2 separate regions of the Homo sapiens genome follow, and region 2 is linked to region 1. A link is a loop called in an ENCODE intact Hi-C map of the cell type or tissue named here. Cell type or tissue: heart left ventricle. All regions are shown on one strand.

Region 1 (8,000 bases):
TAATTATTTGCTCATACACAAAAAAGCAAATTGGATAATGCCTCTGCTTTTGGCTCTTATCTAACTTAATGTGGACAACTTTGTAGAGGTCTTGTCAACAAACTGAATGAGCCACTGAAAGTGAGGCATTCATTTTAGCCGTAAACTTTGGTGAACTTTTTTCTGTTGCTGGATATGAATCAGATCCCAGGAAACTTAGAAAGAACATAGAAATAGCATTATTCTGTCCTTAGTGATAAAATACCCATTTTTCCTCGGGATCAAAAGTTTGGGTCACCCACAAATACACAGTCAAATAATTGTCAGCAATAACATCAAAAGAATTCAAGGGGGGGCCGGGCGCGGTGGCTCACGCCTGTAATCCCAGCACTCTGGGAAGCCAAGGTCCACGGATCACCTGAGGTCGGGAGTTCGAGACCAGCCTGGCCAACATGGAGAACCCCGTCGCTACTAAAAATATTAATACTAAATACTAATACCCCATCGCTACTAAAAATACTAATAAAAATTGCCGGATGTGGCGGCTGGTGCCTGTAATCCCAGCTACTCAGGAGGCTGAGGCAGGAGAATTGCTTGAACCTAGGAGGCGGAGGTTGCGGTGAGCTGAGATCACGCCATTGCACTCCAGTCTGGGCAACAAGAGCGAGACTCCATCTCAAAACAAAACAAAACAAACAACAACAACAAACAATTCAAGGGGGAAATGAAAGTCTAAAACAATTGGATATCCCCATGAGTAAAACCAACCTTAATCCTTACCTCATAGTATACACAAAAATTAATTTGAAATGGGTCATAAGGCTAAATGAAAAAGCTTAAACTATGAAAGTTATAAAGGAAAGTATAGGAGAATATCTCCAGAACTCAGGAGTAGTCAAAAGTTTCCTAGTTCATAGCAAGCAATAATCATGAAAAACAAATTGATAAATTGAACTTTGTCAAAATTAAAAACTGCTCATGGAAAGACGTTATTATAAAAACTAATCAGCAAGCCACAGATTGGAAGAAAATATTCACAACACACAAACATCTGACAAAGAGACTATCCAAAGTATATAAAAGAACTCCTAAAATTCAGTAATCAAAAGATAACCAAATTCAAAAATGGGCAAGAGACTTGAACAGGAAGATGTACAAGCTACTAAGAAGCACATGAAGTAGCACATGCCATCATTTTTCATCAGGAAAATTCAGATGAAAGGTCCATTGAGAACTGACTATCCACCCACTAGAATGGCTACAAGTTTTAAGAGAAACTGACACCACTAAATATTGGTGAGGCGCTAGAACAACCAGAACTCTCATATACTGCTGCTGGAAATGCAGGACAATTTACCTGCTTCAGAAGACTATAGAAGAGCTTCTTCTAAAGTAAAACACACATCTTTTCTATGATCCAGTAATCCTACTCCTATTTGTTTATCCAAGAGAAAGGAAAGCATGTGTTCACAAAAGAACTCAGACAAGAATTCTCATAAACATTTTATTCATGCCTAAAAACTGGAAACAACCCAAATGTCCACCAATACAACAGATAAACTTTTGTATATTCATAGAGCGGAATACTACTCACTAATATAAAGAAATGAACTATATGCAACATTGGTGAATGTCTAAAATACTGTGCAGAGTGAAAGAAGCTACACACAAGAGAGTATATACAGTATGATTTCACTTGTATGAAATTATAAAACAAGCAAAATGAATCTATGGTGTAAGGAGGCCATGTAAAGAGAAAGAGAAGGCCAGCCAGCCCAGTATCCCAGCTGAGCCTAACCTAGATTGCAGAATAATGAGAAATAATAAAATGATTGTTGTTTTAAGCCACTAGGTTTTGGAGTGATCTGTTACACAGCAATCAATAATCAGCATCATTGCTTTCCTCATGGAATTGTCAGAAGTATGTGATATGACACATATGGAAGGGCTCTGTAAGTGGACAAGTGCTAAGCACTTGTGAGCGGCAGTTATCTCTGGGCATATGTGCAGATTGGGGTTAGTGCTCATTAGGGATATGTCCATTTGAGAATTAACCTGTGGAATTCAGAGGGTCTTACTACCCAACCAATATAACCTTTGGTTTCTTCTATCCCTCTCCTTCCTCTTGAGCAGCCATCCACAACTGCTTCTGGGGAAGAGAGAGAGAGAAAGAGAAAGAAAGATGTTCATGGTTTGTTAAAAAAATAAAAGAAAATAACATTTACAAATGGCCAGAGTAGAAAAGATGTACCAATTTCATTTATCTTGTTAAGGAATGGGGCTAGATTGAAGATTAGCCAATGCTTATAATTTTTGAGGCTCTAAGAAATACCTTTGAAGTTAGAGAAGGATGGAGAGAAGTGAGAGGGAGTCACCATGGTCTAAGGGGCTGGTCCTCAATCTGGTCCGTGACATGTTGATCAGGCTCAGGGAAATTAAATTAAATGAACCAAATTCCCAAGAAACTGCTTGATCAACCAGAACGCCAGTTTATCCACTTGCAATGAGAAATGCAATTTCCAAGCCACAGTATTTGGTTCTGTCAGGTGGTAAGGAGAAGATTACCCTGGGAAACCAGATTACTTGACCTGGTAAGAGTTTCATGTCTGGAAACATGGGGAAGTGAGGACATGCGGAGAATCATGAGCAGGTGGAGCACTTTGGGCGTGCTGAGTAATGTCAGTGGACTGTTACACAAAGCTTAGGTAACGCATCTTTCATGCACCTGGAATCTGCAATCTAACAGATTTCTAACCAGGCTGAGAGGATGCTCTCAGTCCTGCCAGTTTATGGACTTACAGGGATGTAAGGAACTCAAGACAGGGAAATAGCCTCTGTCTCCAAAAGGATAGCGGAGATGAGGTCCCTTTTTTATTTTTTAAAAAAACAATATAATATAATTGATGGATTCAGACCGTTCACGAGAGACTATTACCTCCACGCCCAGCTCAGGCACCTTCTCTAGAATCCCTTTCCTAATAATGTAAGTGCCCCTGTCACCTCCATCTATCCATTTTTGTTCTTTTAAGCCTATTTTATATTATTTGCTTATATGCCAAACCCTAAACGATGAGTTCTTGAAGGTTAAAATTATGTTTTATTCATCTTTTTTCACTAGCCCCCGCATAGTCGCTGGCATACATACCGTGGTGCTCAATAAATGCATGTGGCATTAACTAAAAGTTTGCTGTTTCTGGAATTCGTCTGAAACCTGAAACACTGCAACAACATCTCACTTAGAATGTTGCCTTACCCTTTTGCCATAATTTTAGAGTGAGGAAGTAGAGGTCACTAGATTACGTGTCCTTTTATGAAGAACCTACAGCTCAGGGCAGAAAGGCACTTGCCGGAATCACCCTGCCAGGGAACTCTGAACCCCGCTGCGCCGCCGCTCCTGATCTCTGGGGTTTCAGGCGCCTCCTCTCTTACAACCCTCTCCTGGGGAAGTAAACCCCATCAAGACACCACCACATCCTTCCCCAGCGACTCAGCCTGGGGTCACAAAGGCCTTTACGTCCCACTGAAAAACGGTTTTCTTTCATTTGTGCCCATTCGTTCTTGCAGCCCCTTCCCCAGATCGAAGACTAGGGTCTTAGTAAGGAGAGGTAAGGAGGGAGGGGAAGAACCTGCCTGGCCCCCCGCGGAGCTCTGCAGGGGGCGTCGCGGCTGCACGCCAGCGCCCGCACCACCCCAGGCGGGAAGGGAGTTATCACACAGGGGGTCGCACGCAGATCTCGGGGACCGTGGGTGCCACGAGGTCAAACTGGCAGAGGGAGACGCTGCAGCTGCTGTAACAGCAAGGAAAGCCGAAGCCCCCTTAGGGGATACTTTACAAAATTATTTTAATCACCGTGCAAACCTAATAACTTGACCCAAGCGCAATCACCTGTATTCACCCAGAGTAAATATTCCTAAAATCCCGTTCAGTGTGTCTGTGTCTCTCCCGCCTCTTTCCGTTTCAGGCAAATGTCTACCCCCCCTCTCCCCCCACCGTTAACACCTCTCTGCAGCGTGGGAAACAGTGCCCAGCAGCTCAGTCCTCCGCTTCCCGCTCTGCTTTTTGCATCCCATTCGGACTTATAGGAAGTAGTTATTTTTTGGTGGTGGTGGAAACTGGGCAAGAAAGAAGACGCTAAGCTTGGCCGGGGCCAGGAGAAATATTGAGAAGGGTCGTTACCTTCCATCCGATCTAAACCAATCATCTCAAACTTGGCTACTCTTTGGAACCACCTGGGGAGCTTTAAAAATTATGGACGCCCTGATAGCACCGCAGAGGTTCTGATCTAATTGATCTGGGATGCGGCCTGGGTATCGCGATTTTTTTAAAACTCCTCAGGTTATTCCCAGCTTGAAAACTATGGATATAAATTTCTCATTCCTCTTCCCACCCAGACCAAAAAAAAAAAAAAAAATCTAAGCCTAAGTTGATGGCCCAGGGAATCTGGCACCTGCTCCCCTGCAACCAGCCAGTGCTGCAAGGTCCCCGAAAATCGGCGCGAGCGGCGACGCTAAACACGCGGCGGCGGGGCGAGCGGGCCAGGCGGGCGGTGCCGCGCGTGGCCCCGCCCCCGCACGCCTATGGGCGCGAGGTGCGGGCCCTGACGTCACTCTTGTCAGGGCCGCGGCACATGGGCGGCCGGATGCGCTGAGCCCGGCGCTGCGGGGCCGCGGAGCGCTGGGGAGCAGCGGCCGCCGGCGCGGGGAGGGGGGTGGGGTGGGACGGCGCACCGCCTCCGGTGCTGGCACTAGGGGCTGGGGTCGGCGCGGTGTCTTCTGCCCTTCTGCAGCCGTCGACATTTTTTTTTCTTTCTTTTTTTCAATTTTGAACATTTTGCAAAACGAGGGGTTCGAGGCAGGTGAGAGCATCCTGCACGTCGCCGGGGAGCCCGCGGGCACTTGGCGCGCTCTCCTGGGACCGTCTGCACTGGAAACCCGAAAGTTTTTTTTTAATATATATTTTTATGCAGATGTATTTATAAAGATATAAGTAATTTTTTTCTTCCCTTTTCTCCACCGCCTTGAGAGCGAGTACTTTTGGCAAAGGACGGAGGAAAAGCTCAGCAACATTTTAGGGGGCGGTTGTTTCTTTCTTATTTCTTTTTTTAAGGGGAAAAAATTTGAGTGCATCGCGATGGAGAAAATGTCCCGACCGCTCCCCCTGAATCCCACCTTTATCCCGCCTCCCTACGGCGTGCTCAGGTCCCTGCTGGAGAACCCGCTGAAGCTCCCCCTTCACCACGAAGACGGTGAGCGCTGCCGCGGCCCCGCTCCGGGAAGGGACGACGCTCCGGGGGTCCCCCTCCGCGGCCGGGCACGCCCGCTGGAGCATCCCCCAACCCCGCTCCCGCCCTGTCCCGCGGCGCCCCGGCCCCGCGCTGATGAAATTGAGGAGCTCACCCAGCACCCTTCCTCCCCTTCCTCCTCCTCCATGAAAGGGGAGGGACCCCTCCTGAGCTACATTTAAAAGAGCTTCGGGCACCCGGCCTCCCTGGGTCCCGCTCCTGCGGCGCGGGTGGGAGGTGTAACTTGACAGGTCAGGATCGTTCCCTAGAACGAGGCACACCCGCACGCAGAGCGAGCCCGCCTGCGGAGGGCAGAGCCTCCCGGGCTGGGGAGGAGAAACCCTGGGGCCTGGTTCTGTGCGGGGCAGGGGGCGGGGGTCGGCTTGAGGGAGGGGGTTTCACTGCGTAGCCTGGGTTTTGGGGTTGTGTTACAGCTTCTGTTACTGGTTAGTATTTGGAACTCACGAGGTGTGAGAGAAGACTCGTTTTCTTCTGGTGAAGGGTAGCTGAGAAAGCGGGGTGGGGGCTGGGGCCGGTGGGGGGAGTGGTCTCTCGGCGGGAAGCCGTGCACGCCTCCAGCGTTGACACTTTCCCGGTGCACTTTTTCTGGTGGGAGGGGAGAGCGGAGCAGGCTCACGTGTAACCGCGCAGGAGCCTCCTCTGGCTTGAGCCCTTTCTTGGTAAGTCCCAAACCTTCCCAAGACAACCTTGGCCTTAGCAGTAGAGGAGGGGTACGTGTGATGAGGCCCCAAACCCGGCTAAGTGATGCCACGGATTTGGGTTGATGCGATTTCATGCCTTCGGTATCACAGTAGCAAATGCGAACCGTGCGGCTCACAGTGTAAAGTTCTGAAAGGTTATTTGGCTACAAATAGCTTGGGAGTACTTGCACCTTCTTTTCTAGGAGAGGACAACCTGTTGCATTGCAAGAGTTTGCAATCTGCAGATGATAGCCAGGGACCCCTCCCTAACTATCCTTTAAGGAAGAGCATTTGGGAGGAAGGGGCTGCCTGCAGGCTTTTGCATCTGTGGGTGTTTTAAGTCAGATTTTCAGATGAGATGGTAGAGGGTTAGAATGGATGGCAGTGGAGGCTGTGTTTCTCTGAAGATGAAACTCAGAAGCAAATTCCTTAATCCCAGATTCCACCCACGACTGAATACTAGAATTGGCAAGATCCGGAATGCTTGTTAAAGACCTAATGGGCGAGCAGTACTTCCAGGTAGCAAATAGCTGCATACTTCCAACATAAATGTATAGAATAACTCACCTTTTCCAATAGCTCTGCTTTTGAAAGGTTTTGTAAATGCATACTCTTTGTAAATTGGATCATACTCAAATGTTTGGAGAAGAGAAGGAAGAAAACACTTTGTATTTTTTTAAACTCCTTTTGTAAAAATCAGTGTGCCCCAGTGGCTTTAGAAGCAAACACATGTGAGCTCAGAAAGTTCTCATTCTCTGCCAACATGAGGCATTGGTCAAGTTCCCTCAAGTCTCAGAGCCTCCGAGTCTTTGTTGTAAATGGAGGTAATTGTTATTTTGCAAGTTTATTGTGAGATTTTTGAGATAATATATGGAAAGAACCAGGTATCCAGTAGGTACTCTAAACATGATGTTAAAGAAGGGTGGAAGGTCCCTGCTTTACCAAAATTAAGACCACTAACTCACTGGCTTTGTAAGTCTGAATGACCTCCTATTGCTGCTGTGATGAATTCCTGGAAGATAATTCAAGCCTGGTTATTGGCTGTTGTTTTCTTAAAAATGACAGCAGTTGTATATAATCACAGATGTTATATTCCTATTTTAGGTTTAAGTTATTACTCTTCTCAAATAATGTGCTGAGACTGTTCTCTGGTTTTTATCCTAGATCAGCCTGTAGCCCTGCCCCAAGGACTAGTGCCTTCTTTCCAAAGTAAATAGGAAGATGTTGAAAAACAGGCAGAGATCCACGTCCTGCCTGAACTTTTAACTCTAGATCTACAAAAGACAGCAGCCAGAGAAGGACCCTGCCATTCGTGAGAAATAGTCTTATAACAGGCCAGGAAAAGTGATAAAAGAGCGGTATTGTTTTTCTTTTCTTTCTTTTTTTTTAAGTCCAGCTTTCCCTTCTTCTGCAGCATTTAGTAAAGATAAAGACAAGGAAAAGAAGCTGGATGATGAGAGTAACAGCCCGACGGTCCCCCAGTCGGCATTCCTGGGGCCTACCTTATGGGACAAAACCCTTCCCTATGACGGAGATACTTTCCAGTTGGAATACATGGACCTGGAGGAGTTTTTGTCAGAAAATGGCATTCCCCCCAGCCCATCTCAGCATGACCACAGCCCTCACCCTCCTGGGCTGCAGCCAGCTTCCTCGGCTGCCCCCTCGGTCATGGACCTCAGCAGCCGGGCCTCTGCACCCCTTCACCCTGGCATCCCATCTCCGAACTGTATGCAGAGCCCCATCAGACCAGGTAAGTGCCCTGAAGATTCTCCCTTCAGAAAGGGAGGAGGAGGGTGAATGGGACAGGCAAGGTAGAGTTAGCATAAACATCTTAACACTCAGGTTTTAGCAAAGATCCTAAGAGAGGTACCTTCTTCTGCTCCACTCCTGGCAGAGGCTCTCCCACTTTAATGAGCATCCATATCACTCATCTGGAGAGTCCGGTAAATACAGACTCTTTGTATCTACCCCTAGAAATTCTGATTTTGCAAGTCTGGAATGAGGGCCCAGGAATATGCATTTTAACCAGCTCCCCCAT
Region 2 (8,000 bases), 270 kb before region 1:
GATTGTTTGTGCCCCCAGTGAAGGACATTCACATTTGGAGGGTTTAAGAGTTAGTGGAGAGATCTAATAAGGTAGCTTACTTCCCTTTCTTACCTTATCTTTCATTTCTAGGCTTTACTCGTTTATGTTTTTGCAATCTACCATCCTGTAAAGAAGGGATTTATTGGCCAGGGGCGGTGCCTCATGCCTGTAATCTCAGCACTTTGGGAGGCCGAGGCGGGTGGATCACTTGAGGTCAGGAGTTCGAGACCAGCCTGGCCAACATGGTGAAACCCTGTCTCTACCAAAAATACTCAAAATTAGCTGGGTGTGGTAGCACGCACCTGTAATCCCAGCTATTCAGGAGGCTGAGGTGGGAAAGTCGCTTAACCTGGGAGGCAGAGGTTGCAGTAAGCTGAGATCACGCCACTGCACTCCAGCCAGGACAGAGCAAGACCCCGTCTCAAAAAAAGAAAAAAAAGAATGAATTTAGGGTGCATTTTGGACCCTTGGACCCTGTCCTCTCTGCCTTTTTTCTAGCTGATTGACTATTGCCCTAGAAACCAGATAGGCCTTCCCAAATTAGAGCTGAATTCAGTATACCTGTGATACAGCTCTAAATGATGTTATATATGGAGAGCAAAATAGTCAAAAACGGAGTTCTATGTGCTTTTTAAAAAAATTTCTTCTTTTTAGAAATTATTTTTTTGAATGCAACAGTTTTCTTAAAGATATTCTTAGAATTTCTACGGCAGAAGCTAAGAAAGCTTTTTCTAAAAACTATAATCATGTAAGATATGAAGTAACTCTTTTTCTTTTTGAGACAGAGTCTCGCTCTGTTGCCCAGGCTGGAGTGCAGTGGCACGATCTTGGCTCACAGCAAGCTCTGCCTCCCGGGTTCACGCCATTCTCCTGCCTCAGCCTCCTGAGCAGCTGGTACTATAGGCGTCCACCACCGCGCCTGGCTAATTTTTTGTATTTTTAGTATAGACGGGGTTTCACTGTGGTCTCGATCTCCTGACCTCGTGATCCGCCCGCCTCGGCCTCCCAAAGTGCTGGGATTATAGGCATGAGCCACCATGCCCAGCCAGAAGTATTTCTTTTTTTAATAGTAGTTTCAGTTATTCAATGTATTTGAAGATAGCTGGAAGTCCTATATTCAACAATGGCTCTAACACAACAACAAAGTAGATTACATATCACATTTTGCCTCTGAAGTAAGACTGACTGGGCTCACACTTGGGCCATCAAGTTAACCTATCTGAATTTTGGGTCTTTTAAAAAAATAAGGGTAAGAATCTTAAGGATTTTATAAATATTAAATTAAATGTCATTATTTAGGTGTTGTTTAGCACAGTACCCAGTATTAGTAAACAGGCAGCCCTAAATCTTATTTCAAACTTAATTCAAGTTTTGTTTGACCAGTAAAAGTCTCTGGTCTGACCCAGGTATTCAGAAATGCAACTTGGATATCCCTTTTGCAGGATGTTTTGTACAGTCCCTTCTTTTCAAATGGCATTGCTTTTATGTCTGACAGAAATTACAGTTGAAACAAGTACTTTTTACCAAGAAAATATTCTTTCTAAATTAAAAAGATAAAATTTGAGATTCAAATGGAAGTCATATTTACTTTGCTTTAAATGGCCACAGACATGTCTTTTAAAGCTACTTAAAATATTTAGTTTTGGAATTCTTCAAGTAGTCTAATAACCAGGTAAAAGCAAATCTTTTCCGTCGCCTTTAATACATTTTTGTCCTACTCCAAAGAAATAAGCATTATCATTGTAAATTCTTTTGTGTTTTGGATGTTTTGTAGGGAAAATTAAAAGTATATGCAAGCAAACTCATTTAATTGTTGTTATGTCACCATACTTTTTAAAAATGTCACTGCTAGTAAGTACTAAGTATTTTGGGTTGTCTAGATCAGAGGTCCCTAATCCCTGGGCCACAGACTGGTAGTGGTCCGTAGTCTGTTAGGAATCAGGCGACACAGCAGGAGGTGAGTCTAGGGCAAGTAAGCATTACTGCCTGAGCTCTGCCTCCTGTCAGATCAATGGCGGCATTCAATGCTCATAGGAGCATGAACCCTATTGTGAACTGTGCATGTGAGGGATCTAGCTTGCGTGCTCCTTTTGAGAATCTAGTGGCTGGTGATCTGTCACTGTCTCCCCTCACCCCCAGATGGGACTGTCTAGTTGCAGGAAAACAAGCTCAGGGCTCCCCCTGATTCTACATTATTGTGAATTGTATAATTATTTTATTATATATTACAATGTAATAATAAAGTGCACAAGAAATGTAGTGCATTTGAATCATCCCGAAACCATCACCCCTCTGCAACCCCATTCCCTCTCCCCCCACCTTGGAAAAATTGTCTTCCATGAAACAAGTCCCTGGTACCAAAAAAGGTGAGGGGTTGCTGCTCTAGATCTCAGATTTTGATTTAATAAGTAGTTTAAAGAAAAAAATAGGTGCAGATCTCTAGACTAACCTGTGTGTGCTAATTTACTTTATCTTAGGGATCCTGCCTTTCAGATGATTACAATTGCCAAGGAAACAGGCCTTGGCCTGAAGGTACTAGGAGGAATTAACCGGAATGAAGGCCCATTGGTATATATTCAGGAAATTATTCCTGGAGGAGACTGTTATAAGGTAAAAATATGTCCCATGCCCACCAAAAATACAAACAAAAAGACCCACCAGTGGTAAAGTTTATTTTTTCTTCTTTATTAGTGAATTTATATCCACTGTGACCATACCTCAGTGAAAAATACAAAGGAATTAGAAGATAAGACTATTGCCCTCAAGGAGCTTTAAACTAAGAAATAAATAGGTTCTTCTTCTATGAAAATAATAGATATTTCTGACTGTAAGATAAGGTTATTATTTTTAAATTACATGCTGTTCAACTTTTATCCTGTATCTGATTGAGAGAAATTATATTTGATGACTTGTTATCTTTCTACTACTTTGAGTTTTTATTAAGTTGGATCAGTAGAACTTTAATTACATTCATTTAGCCTCTACTAAATGCAAAACAAAACAGAAACAGCAAACAAAATCTAATTTCTGAATTCGCAGTTCTTGTAGCTTGAGCTAATGAGTTTTATCACTCATTAAAACCAGAAAATGTCTTTTTTTAGGAATTAGAAAGTCTTACTCTCCTCTTCAGTGTAAGAAATATATAATGAGCTCCCTTTCACTTTGGTTGGTAGGAAGCTCAGACCCAAATTTGAAGGACAACCCCAGCAGTTTAACAAACTAGTTACTATATTTAAATTCTCATTCTTCTTGGATTTCATTTGCTGTTTCTGTTTTACTAAAGTGATTATGTGTCATTTTTTGAAAATTGCCTCCATTTGATTTTGGAGAGATATCAGATATAAAGAATTTAATAAAATTATATTAATAATTAAGAATTAATAAAATTAATAAAATATTCTCCATTTGATTGACTCCATTTGATTTTGGAGAGATATCAAATGTAAATAATTTAATAAAATTATATTAATAATTAAGAATTAATAAAATATTCTATTAATATCAAGCTATATAGCATGAGAAAGGATCTTCTTATTTTGTTCTTGTTGTTTGGTTAAATAAACAGTCCTACTACTTTTACCCACCGCCCATATCCCTCCCCCACCACTGCAAACACTTGTTTACTAAGCAGTTTATCTTTTCAGCTGGATTTTTTTGTCTTGTTAGGGAAAAATTCCGTTTTACCAATAACTTCCAAAATAGTTGTAGTACTTTCAATTGTTTTATGCTTGTTCAGATAATAAGGCATCTTTTAAATATACTTTCCGAGTTCTAAGTGTTATAGAGGCCAGGCATGGTGGCTAATGCCTGTAATCCTAGCTTTGGGGAGGCAGAAGCAGGAAGATTGCTTGAGCTCAGGAGTTTGAGACCAGCCTGGGCAACGTAGAGAGACTTGAATTCTATTAAAAATTAAAAAAAAAATCAGCCCGGCATGGTGTTGCATGCCAGTAGTCCCAGGTACTTGGAGGCTGAGGTGGGAGTATTGCTTGAGCCCCGAAGATCAAGAGCAGTGAGGCATGATCGTGCCACTGCACTCCAGCCTGGATGACAGAACAAGACCCTGTCTCAAAAAAAAAAAAAAAGTATTATTTAATAAGTTTAATGGCATAAATTTTTGGCTATTAAATTTAAATTATTAAATAAATATTTAAAAGCTAAATTTAAACAAATTCAAAAAAACAAAAAAATGAATTTTTTCTTCCAAGAATTGAGGTGTTACTTTAGTGTTAAAGCTGAGAGGTGTGTGTGAGTGTGTGTCTGTGTGTGTGTGTTCAATATAGTAAGGCATTTCTTAAACTACACTTGATATAATGCAATAGTAGATCAGGGTACCCAACAAGTGATAAGAATTTGCTTCCTTTTTTTTTTTTTTTTTTTTTTTGAGACAGAGTCTCACTCTGTTGCCCAGGCTGGAGTGCAGTGGCACAATCTCGGCTCACTGCAACCTCCACCTCCCAGGTTCAAGCGATTCTCCCACCTCTCAGCTTCCCTAGTAGCTGGGATTACAGGTGCGTGCCAACACACCTAACTAATTTTTGTATTTTTAGTAGAGACAGAGTTTCACCATGTTGGCCAGGCTAGTCTCGAACTCCCAACCTCAGGCGATCCATCCGCCTCAGCCTCCCAAAGTGCTGGGGGTACAGGCATGAGCCACCACGCCTGACCTAAGAATTTGCTTTTAAGACAAGCATCAATTTGTGCTTGTTTGTTACGATGAAAACTATTTGGAGTTAGAGTAATAAGTTGATAGCGGTGGTGCTGAATGACTCTTTATCTTCTGTCAGTGATAGCAGATTAAGAAATTATTCTTATGATATCTACTTTTTCTTGTTAGAATTTTACTGAAGTATTAAAAGGCAAAATTTTCTCATTGACTATATTCTCTACTTAGCACTAGAGGGCAGCACAGAGCTATTAATGTTCTTCCTACCTGGTCATATCTGACCAAGGAAAACAGGCAAGATAGAAAAAGGTGTAGGAGAAGAGGACCAGGGGTGATGGCTCATGCCTCTAATTCCAGCACTTTTGGAGGCCCAGGCAGGAGGATCCCTTGGGCCCAGGAGTTCCAGGTTGCAGTGAGCTATGATTGCATCACTACACTCCAGCCTGGGCAACAGAGCATTTCTAAAAAATAAAAAAATTTATAGAAGTAATTTTCTAGTGCTTACATTATTTTTAAATATTTTCTCAAGATGGAGAGCTCTATGCATATGCATATTCTTCAAATACAAAATTGATATAACTTTATTTTACAACAATGTATTAATACATTTACTATATTCTAAATACTGTTTTAACATGTTAATAAATTTCTAGTCTGCACAAAATTTCTACATAGTAGAATCTGTGGAATAGGAAACACAAACTCATAAGGTTATCTTAATGAAGTTGCTGAACTGAGTAACTGTTAATATTTTTTAAATGCATATGAATGCTTTAACTTTCTGTAATTTTGTTTTAACATTATAATGTTTCATAATTAACAGTATAGGCTATCTCAAGCTTATAGCTAGATTATATTTCATTTATATTTTCAAATCTTCCAAACTGTAAGGGAGTTATTGGAACGCAGAAGAAATTTTCTTTAATTATTCATGGTTTGCCACCACCCACCCCAAAAGTTTTCCTCCTGGAAAATATGAGAATAAAATACTGGTTTAGTAGAAGCAAAATAGTATGTTTCTTTGAAAAACATATCCAGAGTTCAAATATGGGATATTATGAATACATCTTTTCAGTTCAAGCAGAACCAAGATTCCCTCAGCTCTAAGAGCTAGAGGCACCCTATAAATTGAGAACTACTGTATTAATTGCTAAAGTTAAGGAAATAAGAGAGCTCCAAGGCCCTTTCACTGTGTCAGCTAGTCCCATATCTATCTGGGGTCAATCCTAGACCCTTTTTCTGGCCAAGACACTCCTTTAAGCTTCATACCCATATTCAGTTCCCTGATCAACATTTTTACTTGGACCTCTTAAAGGTATCTCAAACTCAGCATTTCTGAAGCAGAACTCATGACATTTACATCACACCATATTCTGCTCAACTCTTCCCAAACAGAGTCTCTTCCAGTTTACCTAGTCTTGGTGAATGACAGCTTCTAGCTACACAAAGTCAGAAAATTTAACAGCTTCCTATTTCAACTCCCATAACACTGTTCAATTCATTAACACATACCATTGACTTTTTTACTCTCGAAATATCTCTTGAACCCATCAGTCTTCTTGATCTTTATTCTTATCACTGGAGCTTAAACTGTCATCAGTTTTGAATCAGCCCTTTCAGTAGCATCGTTTGTTCTTATGCACCATACCTATTTCCCTCCCAACCTACATATCTTACTAATATTTGGTTGCCTGCAAGGTTCCATATAGTGTGGCTTCTGCCCTGTCCTTCTCTGCCTCTCCATCACTATGCTTCCAGAGTAGCATTTTCTCAGTTCCTGGAAGGGGCGAATTTCTCTTTTTTTTTTTTCTTTTCCATCTCATATGCTGTTCCCTTAGGAAACAGCACTCCATTTCCTTTCCCCCATTATTTCCAGTTATCAATTCAAAGACTGCTGCCTAAGGGTTGTGTTGCCTGCTTTCCCCCAGTCTAGGCTAGGTTTTATTTTTTTCTACATATGCTCCTAAATCCCATTCCTTTCCTTTGTGTCACCTACCTCAGTTTGCAATGATATATTTATATTTATGATTGTTTAATCATCTCTGCCTGAACCACAAGACAGTATGTTTCTTAAGGGCAAGGATGCTATCTGATTTTATTCACAGTAATATTGTTAGTCCCCACTGTGGTGCCTGACACATACATACTTGCTCAATTTAAATTTATGAATGAACGGTCCCGTAGTCATTTTCTCACATTTCTGAGGATTACTGATCTGCTTATTTACCCTTCCACTGGCACCATTTGGGCTCCACACCAAGGTACTTCCTCCTTGGGCCTTTGTGTCAGATTTCCGACAACACTTTAAAGTTCTCAAATGTTCATTTTTATTTCTTTCTTTTGTTGCTGGTAACATAGGGAAAGCAGACAGAAATCAAAATCCTCTCTTCAAATCTGATAGTATATTTCATATTTTCTTCAGTTGGTTCTAAGATATACATTAAAACATATACATATAAGCTATGCATGCACACACACATATATATAACATGCATATATCGGTATGTAATATACTTATGAGTGTGTGTATGTACGTATTTTTTCCTCTTCTATCTCTGAAATTATAGGTCTCACAGTCAGTGTCATCATGTAATTTGTGGCATTGAAGTAGGACATATTTAACTTTCAGAGGAAATCTGTTTTCATGCGGAGCATAGCACTGGAACCAGGGCTAAGGCTTTTAGATAAATATCAGGATCAGGCCTCTGGATGGCAAACTATGAAGAAACCAGTCCCACTGGTGGGAGCTGAAGAAGTAGCAGCCAAGATGGTTCGCTTTGCAGTGTCACTCTCTTTATTCCTTTGCCATTATTATTTTTGTCATAGCTACCTTAATTTCCTCAGACTGTTTCTTGGCCCCCTTTAACCTATTGTGGACTTACTGTGTACCTAGCACTGTACCAGGGAAATAACCATGAAAAGGACAGAGTTCTAGTTATGCCTAATGAAAGAATTGGTGATTCTGGCCCACTAAAAGAATCATTGCCCCTAGACTGGGAGTTGCTGATTTAGTATATTCTAATGTGAGGGCAGGGAAAAGCAGATATGTAAACATAAGGACCATACAGAGTAAGTGCAATCCTTTAGGTAAGTAAAAGTGCTTTTTGAGCAAAAAGACACAACGATTAAGTAAATCCTGGGCAACTAGAGAAAACTTCCAGCAGAGATAGTGTTTGAATTGGGCTGTGAAGTTTAAGTCAGAGTTTATTGCAGAGAAGTGGCAGGGTGGATGGTGGCATTCTAGATGGGAATTCATATGTGTGAAAACATTGAGGTTCAAAAGACCATGGCTGGTTTGAGGCACATTCTCTGAGAG

What was found. A loop is a pair of places that touch in the nucleus more often than their neighbours do. Peaks named below come from ENCODE experiments on the same cell type or tissue, not always from the same donor. Only the 100,000 strongest peaks of a DNase experiment are listed, where the experiment ranks them.
Region 2: it touches region 1 in a loop (2.3-fold over the local background); 2 of 110 quality-filtered maps call a loop at or near these places.

The regions. Positions count from the first base shown.
Region 1 is chr17:55,260,375-55,268,374 of GRCh38, forward strand. HLF (HLF transcription factor, PAR bZIP family member) reads left to right here and starts at 4,586. Exons shown (of 4, transcript NM_002126.5): 1 at 4,586-5,225; 2 at 7,377-7,712. The coding sequence starts at 5,111. RefSeq lists a silencer at 4,390-4,709. In heart left ventricle, no CTCF peak of the experiment used is centred here; DNase peaks (open chromatin) are centred at 4,507, 5,251 and 5,534; H3K4me3 peaks cover 4,771 bases; H3K27ac peaks cover 3,094 bases; H3K27me3 peaks cover 871 bases.
Region 2 is chr17:54,988,327-54,996,326 of GRCh38, forward strand. STXBP4 (syntaxin binding protein 4) reads left to right here. Exons shown (of 18, transcript NM_178509.6): 4 at 2,499-2,631. Among named protein-coding and RNA genes, the nearest start is that of STXBP4, 24 kb to the left of the region's middle. In heart left ventricle, CTCF peaks have their summits at 4,908 (motif pointing right) and 5,116; no DNase peak of the experiment used is centred here.